Linked DNA regions of Homo sapiens: region 1 is linked to region 2. A link is an interaction called in ENCODE POLR2A ChIA-PET data of the cell type or tissue named here. Cell type or tissue: PC-9. All regions are shown on one strand. Each heading gives the region's core, and the rest is flanking DNA. Links, peaks and the distances in the headings are about the cores only.

Region 1 (5,376 bases), core at 273-5,272, 840 kb before region 2:
CCAATATATGAGCTGCTGGAACCAGTTCTGCTTCCAGACAAGGAGTGATTTGCTGGCATGGACGTGTCCATGTGAAGGGTGGTGATCACATGGCCTAGATATATGCTATCCATCAGTCCAGCCTCAAAGCCCTGGTGTCCTATTACCAGAAGTATATGGATGAGTTTTCCAAGGAGGAGATCAAAGACAAAGATCAAAGACATCCTCATACAGTACGACCAGATCCTGCTGGTGGCTGACCTCCACCACCACTAATCCAAAAAATTAAGAGACGCTGGTACCCATGCTTGCTACCAGAAATCCTACCAATAAGCCCATCATGAGAATTGGGGTTTACTTGTATAATAAACAATGTTTGAGAGATTTTTAAAAAAACAGAGATGATCCTTTTGTAGTTCATGAGCATGATGATTGGGTGTTCCTGCCCACGTGTGAGATGAGCCACCCTCGAACCTTGTTACCATGTTGACATATTACCTGACTGACGTGAGAAAAACAAAAAAAAAGGAGATTATGTTAAGTGCCTGGGAAATACTCTTCTTACTGAGGAAGAAACACCTGGCCAGTTGTACATACTGGCCAGGAGAGCATTTTCAGTAGAAGTTATTCAAGTGGGTACTATGGACACCATTTGGTATAACTTCCCATCACTCTTGTACACTTTCCTCTGGAAATAGCCCTGCTGCCATGTCTAGACTTCAAGGTTTTGCCTCTCTCTCAATGGCTAATTGCTCTTGAGTGGACACCTTACCCAAGCCAGGAGCAGTGGATTCTGTTGGTGCTCTACCCAGATCTCCTTGACTAGGCAGTGCACCATCCCCCAGCTGCTGTGAATGTTGGCTATGAACACCTCACAGGTGGCTTTGCTATTGAATCATCTTCCCAAAAATGCTTGAGAAAGTATGTTCTCCCCCTCGAGGGAGAGGAACACCATTGCTTCAAAGTGGGATAACTCAGTCATGTCATTCACTCTCCAGGTCCCACCACCGGATCAGGCTGAGGCTAGGCTTGCTTAGCTCTGTCTCCTGTACCACCCTGCTTCCCTCACTCCCTTAATGGATTTCTCCTGAGAGCACTCTCCCCGTACATCACAACAGAATCCCTCTGCCTTTGGGGAACCCAAGCTAAGTCATAGGGCCCATGAGATCCTTTTATCCCAAAGAACCAGAGAGCCTGGGCACACTGAAACAGAATCATATCAATGGCAACACAACCATGAACTCCTGGTGCTCAGTTTCTTCCCTTGCTGAGCTGTGGTTATCCAGCTTTCTTTTTGATTTCATCAAAGCCCACAGGAGCTTCCCAATAATCCTCCTTTTTGTTTAAGTCAGCCAAAGTTTCCTTTTCTTCCCTGAAACCAATATAACCTTAACTAATGTGATGGGTAACCAAGGCCTGACCTAACGTGGCTTTGGAAATATGACCCAATACTTTATGGGACAACCTCAGTTGGAATCCTGAGGGAAAAATTAATTGATTGCCCTTCCTATCCCTAGGCATTAGTAACTAGAAATGTTGCTGGGATCACTCCCTGTCTTTAATCCTCCAGGAATTTGCCTTGCTGGGGAGCTAATTTGTTACTCATGGCTGTTTTCCTGAGACCTTGTGATTCCCTGGAGGCACAGGAGTTAAATTACTTCCACTGGCCGTCACACCCTTGCATCTTTTGTTGTTTCCAGTACTGTCAGGAAGGCTCTAACATCTCTCTGAGCCTTCTTGTTTCTGAAAAATGCTTTTCTTCATCTTTGTATTTCTCTGTGTGTGTATACATGTGGTACATTTGCACACATGTTAGGAAAGTAGAAGGAGGTCGGGGGAAGTCAGAGGAGGAGTGGTCAGATTTCAGATCACTGAACCATGGGTTATAAATAAAGGGTGACACAACACAAGCCTGATTAGTTCCACTCAGAATTGCTCACTGATTCATCAGAAAATTGATCCTTCTGACCTAGACACTCCTCTCTCAATAGTCAAAGGCAGCTTTTGTTTGAGTCAGTAATTGTGCCTCTATAGGAATTTTATGGAGTTTAGCCCAAGAAAACGTTCTATCCAAGCCAAATGTGGGTATGGTAGAATACTATTGAAGATATTAACCTACATTCTCCGATTGGCATGTCCTCCTCTTCTTTCCCTCCATTCAAGCAGCCATGTGGTCTCAGGGAGACATGCCGCAGAGAGAAGAATGAAAAGTTGACAAGTTTTTCTGGCTTGTTTCTAATAATAGATGCCATAAACTGATAGTTCACTGATCTTCGAACACCCACACATGAGTGCCACTGTTTTGGCCCACACAGTACTTTTTTAAAGTATGATGCTGTTCACATGAGGCTCAGCTCTCCAGGTCACCACAGTCCCCAGCATTCCTTATTGTCTGTCACAATTGACATTACCTGCCTGGCCTCTTTCTGTGTGCACTTGATTCTGTGACCCCAGGCTTAAACCCATTAAGGGAGTTTATATTAGGTGCCTAGGAAGCAAACATTCTTTCCTCTTAGGAAGACCCGGAAGATTAAGAGAGGGAAGGTTTCCCTCTTAAGAGGAAAAACCCTAGGGTTATAGTCAATAATGAGCCAGGGCCTCTTCTTTGTATCACAGAGAGTGGAAATTCTGGACTCTCAGGCCCGGAACGCTGGGGTCCAAATGCCTGAGGAGATGGGGGAGTTACGGAAGGAGCAGTACTCCCAAGACAGGATAGAGGCAAAGAGGCACATGTGAGGGTCTCGAGTCACAGTGAGGAAATTCTCCCTGCAGCCACCCATTAAGTCCCCTTCTTTTTCCCACATGATTCATCCACCAAACAGATACTTAGTAAGAGTTCACTGTGTTCACTGTGTGCCAGCAATGAACCAACATTTGTGGGCTTTTCATTATGTAATCTCTCTCTCTCCATCCATCCAGATTCTGAACTATTTCCAAGAAAATGTCACCACTTGCTTTACCTCCTGAGGCACCTTGAATACCCCTTTGCCTTGAATGAGAGAGAGAAAATTGTTTTTCCTTCATTCATATAATTCTGGAATGATAGCTCTGAAAAAGCCATGAGAGCTGATAAAGGCCTCCTATCTCCGAGAAAGAAAAGAAATTAAGAAGATTTGGTATCTTTGGTTCACCACTGTATCCCTAGCAGTGTCTTGAACAATGCCTGACACATAGTAGGTTCTCAGTGTTTATTTGTTGACTGAATGAGCAGCTAAGCAGTTAAGGGCAGAGTGGGTCCCAGTTGCCACATGTCCTCAATCTTTATCCAGGCTCTTTCCCAAACTGCAGGTTAGCAGAGGGAAAGCCAATGTTTTTTTATAAGAGCCTTCTTTTTTTTCTGTTTGTTTTTGTTGTTTGTTTTTAGAGACAGGGTCTCACTCTTTTGCCCAGGCTGGAGTGCAGTGGCATGATCATAGCTTACTGCAGCCTCAAACTCCCGGGCTCAAGCAATCCTTGTGCTGCTAAATTAAAAAAAAATTTATATATATATATACATATATATGTGTATATATGTATATATATATATAATATATATAAATGGAGTCTCACTATGTTGCCCAGGCTGGTCTCAAACTCCTAGCCTCAAGTATTCCTCCCACCTTGGCCTCCCAAAGCACTGGGATTACAGGTGTGAGCCACGGCACACAGCCCCCATAAAGGCTCTTAATAAGAAACTAAGAGGGAAAAAAGAATCGTAACGGGAGATTTAATGGCAGTGACAGTTTTCAGAAGTGTATATGACCATGGTGGAAGTCTAGAAGAACCTGGCCTAATGGAGCCAGTCTTGAGCTGCAATTCTTTTAACTAATTCTCCCAGAACCTCTTGACTTAGTTGCTTTCACTGGAAAATAGGTGTATTCTGGGGGTTAAAAAGTTCTCCAGGGAAAGCTTCCCACTTACCTCACTGTCTTGGTATCCCGCTCTTCCACCCAACATACAAACATGCAGCTGGTCACTCAGCCAGTCCCTAAAACCTGTTAATTGGCCCATAGTTTGGCTCCGAGCAAACCTGTGGACTTAGGAGCCTCAGCTCTTGCCTCCCAGGAGTTTCTCAACTTTGGGGGAAGGTAACATATGTGCTCTGAAGCAAGCACAATGATGGCTATGACAGGCATTTCGCAGCACACGTTTAAATAACAACCCTAGGTGAGGCAGGTCAGTGAGAGGCCATCAATAGGGAAAATAGCAGTGTGAATCTAAGGCTTGAGAGAAGGGAGAGAAGGCTGTGGCCTTAGTGTCCAGCCTGCTCAGCATCCCTTCTCCCCTCTTCTGGTAGCAGCACTTTTTTTTTTTTTTTTTTTTTTGAGGGAAGGTCTCACTCTGTTACCCAGGCTGGAGTGTGGTGGCACGATCTTGGCTGACTGCAACCTCCACCTCCTGGGTTCAAGCGATTCTCGTGTCCCAGCCTCCCAAGTAGCTGGGATTACAGGTGTGCACCACCATTCCTGGCTAATTTTTGTATTTTTAGTAGAGACGGGGTTTTACCATATTGGCCAGGCTGGTCTCAAACTCCTGACATCAAGTAATCTGCCCTCCTTGGCCTCCCAAAGTGCTGGGATTACAGGTTTGAACCACTGCGCCCAGCCTTGTTGCAGCACTGTAATTATCCTTTAAGAAACTGTCCCCAACTAGTTGCATGTGGGTGGACTTGGCGGAACTATGCATTTTTTTTTTTTTTTTTTTTTTTTTTGAGACCGAGTCTCGCTGTCTTCCAGGCTGGAGTGCAGTGCGCGATCTCGGCTCACTGCAAGCTCCGCCTCCCGGGTTCACGCCATTCTCCTGCCTCAGCCTCCAGAGTACCTGGGACTACAGGCGCCGGCCACCACGCCCGGCTAATTTTTTGTATTTTTAGTGCAGACGGGGTTTCACCGTGTTAGCCAGGATGGTCTCGATCTCCTGACCTTGTGATCCACCCGTCTCGGCCTCCCAAAGTGCTGGGATTACAGGCGTGAGCCACCGTGCCTGGCCGGGACTATGAATTAAAGTGCTGTGGTCGATGGGTATGTGTGGCCCAGAGACCCAAACTAGGCCATTCACACTCTCTCTTCCAAGGATTTGAATCTTTTTTTTTTTTTTTTTTTTTGAGACGGTGTCTCGCTCTGTCATCGTCCGGGCTGGAGTGCAGCGGCATGATCTTGGCTCACTGCAACCTCCGCCTCCCGGGTTCGTGATTCTCCTGCCTCAGCCTCCGGAGTAGCTGGGACTACAGGCGCGCGCCCCGACCCTGGCTAATTTTTGTATTTTTAGTAGAGACTGAGTTTTACCATGTTGGCCAGGCTGGTTTCAAACTCCTGACCTCACGTGATCCTCCTGCCTCGGCCTCCCAAAGTGCTGGGATTACAAGCGTGAGCCACCCCACCCGGCCGGGATTTGAATCTTGAGTACAGGAACATAAGG
Region 2 (5,376 bases), core at 217-5,216:
TGTGTGAGGATGGATGGGGTGATGGAGCTTCTGGGATCACTGGAGACAGGGAAGAGAGACCTAGTGTTGGCACCAGTGCCTGCCTCAAGCCACTTCACTTGGTCTCTCCACCACTACTTTCTCTGGAGGCCTGAGGAGGGGGTATTATCACCCAAGAATGCCAACGTTCAGGATGGTCAGGCTCCAAGCGTGCTTCAGGGCTGGCCCTTTCCAGTCCCTCCCCCATGAAATGCAAACCTAGCCCAGCTTGGGTAGGTGAGGTGAATGGGGTTTATTCTGCCCCCTCCCTGTCTTTAGAGCCTCTGCTCCAGGATATGGGGTGAAGGGGCTGTTTAAATCTTGACTTTGCAGCTTCCTGCTGTTAAGACTTTGGAAAAGTGACTTCGCTTCTCTGAGCTCCTCAATCAGGAGCTATAATCATCCTTAGAACTGGCAGAAGTAATGGATGGCAAGTACAGGGCACAAATAAGTACCTGCTAGAAGGCCACCAGAATCCCATATTCCCACAGCCATCCTCTGCCTGGCCTCCTCTACAGATCCAGGTGGCCAGAGCCCAACCTGAGGCTGTTGGTCTGAGGTCATGCCCCTGCTGCTTTTGAGGGCTGCAAAACCCCCATAGGAGCTCCCTCCAGAGGGTCATGGGCCCAAGTCCAGATGCATCAGGAGGAAAAGTGAAGGCTGCTCCTCCCAAGGGAGCAGCTGTGGCAAAGTGAGAGTCCTCAGGTCATGCAGGGTCAGATCCTCAGGTCCTGACCTTGCAGGGATCCAGGATGCCATAGTGAACTATGAGGCTGCTGGACCTGCTGGTAGTCCCAGGACAGTATGGGATTATTTGGGGTTACTATTCTATAATTATATTTGTGGGATTTTATTGTGTATTCATTTGTGAATGTAACTGTGATGTTTATTTCACTGTGGACTGAGTCCCAATGCTCACCTCCACCCCAGAGGCAGAATACAGTGCTTGGCATGGGGAACAGACAGGAAACTTGCCCTCAGACCCTTATCTGAAGGAGGAGGCAGAGGGTAACTCACCTGAAGGAGGAAACACACTTATGGGATGTGTGAACTGAAGAGACCCACATTTGAAAACTGTTCTGCTATGTCACTTATTCAACAAATATTTATTGAGCAGCTACTGTGTAGTGGGCACTGTTCTAGAGGCTTGGGAGTCATCTGTGAACAAAACACATCAAAAACCCCTGCCCTCCTGGAGCCCAAATTCTAATGGAAAGAAAAGAGACATTTTAACAAATGTAAGAAATGAATTGTACAGGATATTAGCAGATAATAAGTAAAATGAAAAAAGTGGGTTAAAGCAGTTCAGGAATGGGATAGGGTTAATTTTTTTTTTTTTTTTTTTTTTGAGATGGAGTCTCGCTCTGTTGCCCAGGCTGGAGTGCAGTGGTGTGATCTCAGCTCACTGCAGTCTCTGCCCCCCAGGTTCGAGTGATTCTCCTGAGTAGCTGGGATTGCAGGTGTGTGGCACCACGCCCAGCTAATTTTTGTATTTTGAATAGAGACGGGTTTTACCATGTTGGCTGGGGTGCTCTTGAACTCTTGACCCTAAGCGATCCACCTCACCTGACAGAATTAAATTTTAAAAGGGTTGATCAGGCTGGATTTTATGGGAAAGGTGACAGTCAAGCAAAGCCTTGACAGAAGTGAGGGACTGAGACATTTAGAGATATCTGGGCAGAAGATTCCAGGCACAGGAAATACACCCTGAAGCAGGAGGGTGTTGGTATGTTGGAGGATGAGCAAGGAGGACAAGGCCAATGTGGCTGGAGCTAAGAGAGCAAGAGAACGGGGAAGTGGGGCGGGCTGATCATGGGAGGAGAAAGAGAGGTAACCGGGACCAAGTCCTGTTGGGCCTTGTAATAATTCACCTTTTATGACTGGGCACGGTGGCTCACGCCTGTAATCCCAACACTTTGGGAGGCTGAGGCCGGTGGATCACCTGAGGTCAGGAGTTCAAGACCAGGCTGGCCAACATGGCGAAACCCTGTCTCTACTAAAAATACACACACACACACACACACACAAAATTAGCTGGGAGTGGTGGTGGGTGCCTGTAATCCCAGCTACTTGGGAGGCTGAGGCAGGAGAATTACTTGAACCCAGGAGGAGGAGGTTGCAGTGAGCTGAGATTGCTCCATTGCACTCCAGCCTGGGCGACGGAGCAAGACTCTGTCTCAAACAACAACAACAACAACAAAAAAGAATACAACTTGGCTGGGTGCAGTGGCTCACACCTGTAATTCCAGCACTTTGGGAGGTTGAGGTGGGTGGATTGCCTGAGGTTGGAAGTTCAAGACCAGCCTGACTAACATGGTGAAACCCCGTCTCTACTAAAAATACAAAATTAGCCGGCCGTGGTGGCACATGCCTGTAATCCCAGCTACGTGGGAGGCTGAGGCAGGGGAATCGCTTGAACCCAGGAGACGGAGGTTGCGGTGAGCCGAGATTGCGCCATTGTACTCCAGCCTGGGCAACAAAAGCAAAACTCTGTCTCAAAAAAAAAAAAAAATTCAACTTTTACTCTGGGCGAAATTGGGAGCACTTGCAAGGCTTCAAGCCAGGGAGGGGCATGATCTGACTAATGTAAAAGAATCCTCTGAGTGCTGGAAGTCACCACGGAGGGACAAGGGCTGAAGCAAGAGCCCAGTGAGGAGACTCTTGTAATACCCAATTCCGGTGGGAGTGGATGGTGGTTCAGACCTTGGAGGTAGGAGTTGAGTGTGGAAATTGATAGGATTCCAGATATATTTTGAAGGCAGAGTCAACAGGAATTACAGGTGGGGGCTGTGAGAGAAAGAGAGGAGTCAAGGATGACTCCAAATTTTGGGCCTGGACAACTAAAGAATGGAGCTCCCATTAACTGAAATGGGGAAGGCTGAGGAGGAGCAGGCACTCTATTTCGGACATATTAAGTTTGAGGTGCCATCCAGATGTCAAGAACATGATGGATGTACAAGTCTGGAGTTTGGGAGGGAGATGTGAGCTAGGGATAAAAACTGGGATATGGTTCAAAACATGTTTAAAATGTCCATGAACTCTCACATTTTGCAAATGGGATTATATTCTGGTATAATCTTTTTGGAGGGCATTTTGGCAGTATCTCAGCTATTAAAATGTGCACACCTTTGGCCAAGCACTTCTATGATATTATCCCACAGAAACATTGTACGGCTATGCAAAGTATGCACAAACATGAACAAGGTTGCTCATTACAGCATTATTTATAGGAGCAAAAAAGAAAAAAGTAGTTCTCCATGAGTTGCCATAGGACATAATAAGTGAAAAATACAAATGGCAGGACAATATCCATGTATAACATTATTTCACTTGTGTTATTAATTTTTTTTTTTTTTTGAGACAGAGTCAAACTCTGTCACCTAGGCTGTAGTGCAGTGGCGCTATCTCAGCTCACTACAACCTCTGCCTCCCGGGTTCAAGCAATTCTTGTGTCTCAGCTTCCCAAGTAGCTGGGATTATAGGCATGTGACACCATGCGTGGCTAATTTTTGTATTTTTAGTAGTGACAGTGTTCATCATGTTGGCCAGGCTGGTCTTGGACTCCTGGCCTCAAGCAATCCACCTGCTCATCCTTCTAAAGTGCTGGGATTACAGGCATAAGCCACCATGCACGGCCTGTTTTTAAATAATTTTTTAAATGTCTTGACAGATAACAGTGTTCGTGCAGGCAGAAAAAACAGCTGAAAGTAAGCAGAAATATTCTAATAATTTGGGGGAAAGGACTGAGAAGAAGACACTTCCTTTTTATTATTTATGTACTATTTGAATTTGTTTTTATACACAGGTGTCCAAACTTTTGGCTTCCCTGGACCACACTAGAAGAAGAATTGTCTTGGGCCACACATCAAATACGCTAACACTAACAGCGATAAGCTTAAAAAAAAAAAGGTCCATGCATAATGTTCATTATATACATCACCACAGATAAGCAAAAATTTCTTTGCAATCAAAAAGTTGGACATCTGACTGGGCGCAGTGGCTCACGCCTGTAATCCCAACACTTTGGGAGGCTGAGGCGGGCAGATCATGAGGTCAGGAGTTCAAGACCAGCCTGGCCAACATGGTGAAACCCTGTCTCTACTAAAAATACAAAAATTAGCCGGGCGTGGTGGCACATGGCTGTAATCCCAGCTACTCAGGAGGCTGAGGCAGGAGAATCGCTTGAACCTGAGAGGGGGAGGTTGCGGTGAGCCAAGATTGCAATACTGCACTCCAGCCTGGGGGACAGGGCAAGACTCCAACTCAAAAAAAAAAAAAAAAAGTTGGACATCCATGAAACTATGAAATGTATTTAAAAGTTAAAAAAAAAAAAAAAAGGCCAAACGCCAGGTGCAGTGGCTCATGCCTGTAATCCCAACATTTTAGGAGGTGAAGGCAGGAGGATTGCTTGAATCCAGGTGTTTGAGACCAGCCTCGGCAACTTAGGAAGACCTTGTCTCTACAAATAATTTTAAATATTAGCTGGGCATGGTGGTGCACGACTGTGGTCGCAGCTACTCGGGAGGCTGAGGCAGGGGGATTGCCTGAGCCCAGGAGGTTGAGGCTGCAATGAGCTGTGATCATACTCCTGCACCCCAGCCTGGGTGATAGAGTGAGAGCCTGTTTCAAAAAGAAAAAAGCAGTGAAAAAAAAAATTTAAAGGCCAAAAATTTGTGTGGGAACCCAGAGATATACAAACAAACAAGAATGTAGTCAATAGAACGGGTTATAAAATGAAGACAGCAACTCACAAGGAATTCCCTTTGTGCCGATGAAGTCCCCAGGGGAGGGGAGCTGAAGAGTGGTTCCAAAAGTGACCTGAGCCCTGTTACCAGTGCAGGGTCGCAGCCATTCATTTCTCCAGTTAGCCAGGGAGCAAACAGAAATTGAATGCTGGGCATGGTAGAATCAGGGATGAATCCAGTTTATCAAGCAGAGAGATACTGGTAGAACAGGGACCCGAGGGTGGAGATAGGTGATGCACAGAAGAAATAGGGAGGCAGGGAAGAGAGTGTGTCAGTCGGAGGGAATGGGCAGCAGCACCAGAGGCTGCTGAGATGAGGACTGAGGGGGGACTGTTGCCACTGGAGAGACAGGAGGGTTGCTGGTAACCTTAGCCTGGAGCCAGAGGGGGGAGGGGTCATGCAAAGGGAGACCTCTCCCAGGCTAGTCAGACTCTGTGACTGTCTCTGAGGCTGTCTAGAGGCAGGGTGGAGAAGCCAAAAGTAATGGCAAGAGTCCATTGTCCTGTCCTTCCCTATAACAGGGAAGGGGGCCAGAGAGCCTCCACAAGCGGAACTGCTCCTAAATGACAAGACCACCCAACTGGGGCTCCATTTGCCACATTAGAGCAATGGA

Evidence for each region. ChIA-PET counts read pairs that join two places held together with the same protein. Peaks named below come from ENCODE experiments on the same cell type or tissue, not always from the same donor. Only the 100,000 strongest peaks of a DNase experiment are listed, where the experiment ranks them.
Region 1: POLR2A ChIA-PET joins it to region 2 with 19 read pairs; 2 of 35 experiments call an interaction of 5 or more read pairs at or near these places.

What each region holds. Positions count from the first base shown.
Region 1 is chr3:37,196,358-37,201,733 of GRCh38, forward strand. All of the region lies in intron 1 of LOC105377642 (a long non-coding RNA gene), which reads left to right. LOC124906354 (small nucleolar RNA U13) reads left to right here and starts at 384; the gene lies at 384-487. It also overlaps the pseudogene RPS16P4. In PC-9, for the core only: no CTCF peak of the experiment used is centred there; no DNase peak of the experiment used is centred there; H3K27ac peaks cover 857 bases.
Region 2 is chr3:38,031,955-38,037,330 of GRCh38, forward strand. No RefSeq gene overlaps it. Among named protein-coding and RNA genes, the nearest start is that of DLEC1, 4.6 kb to the right of the region's middle. In PC-9, for the core only: no CTCF peak of the experiment used is centred there; no DNase peak of the experiment used is centred there; H3K27ac peaks cover 174 bases.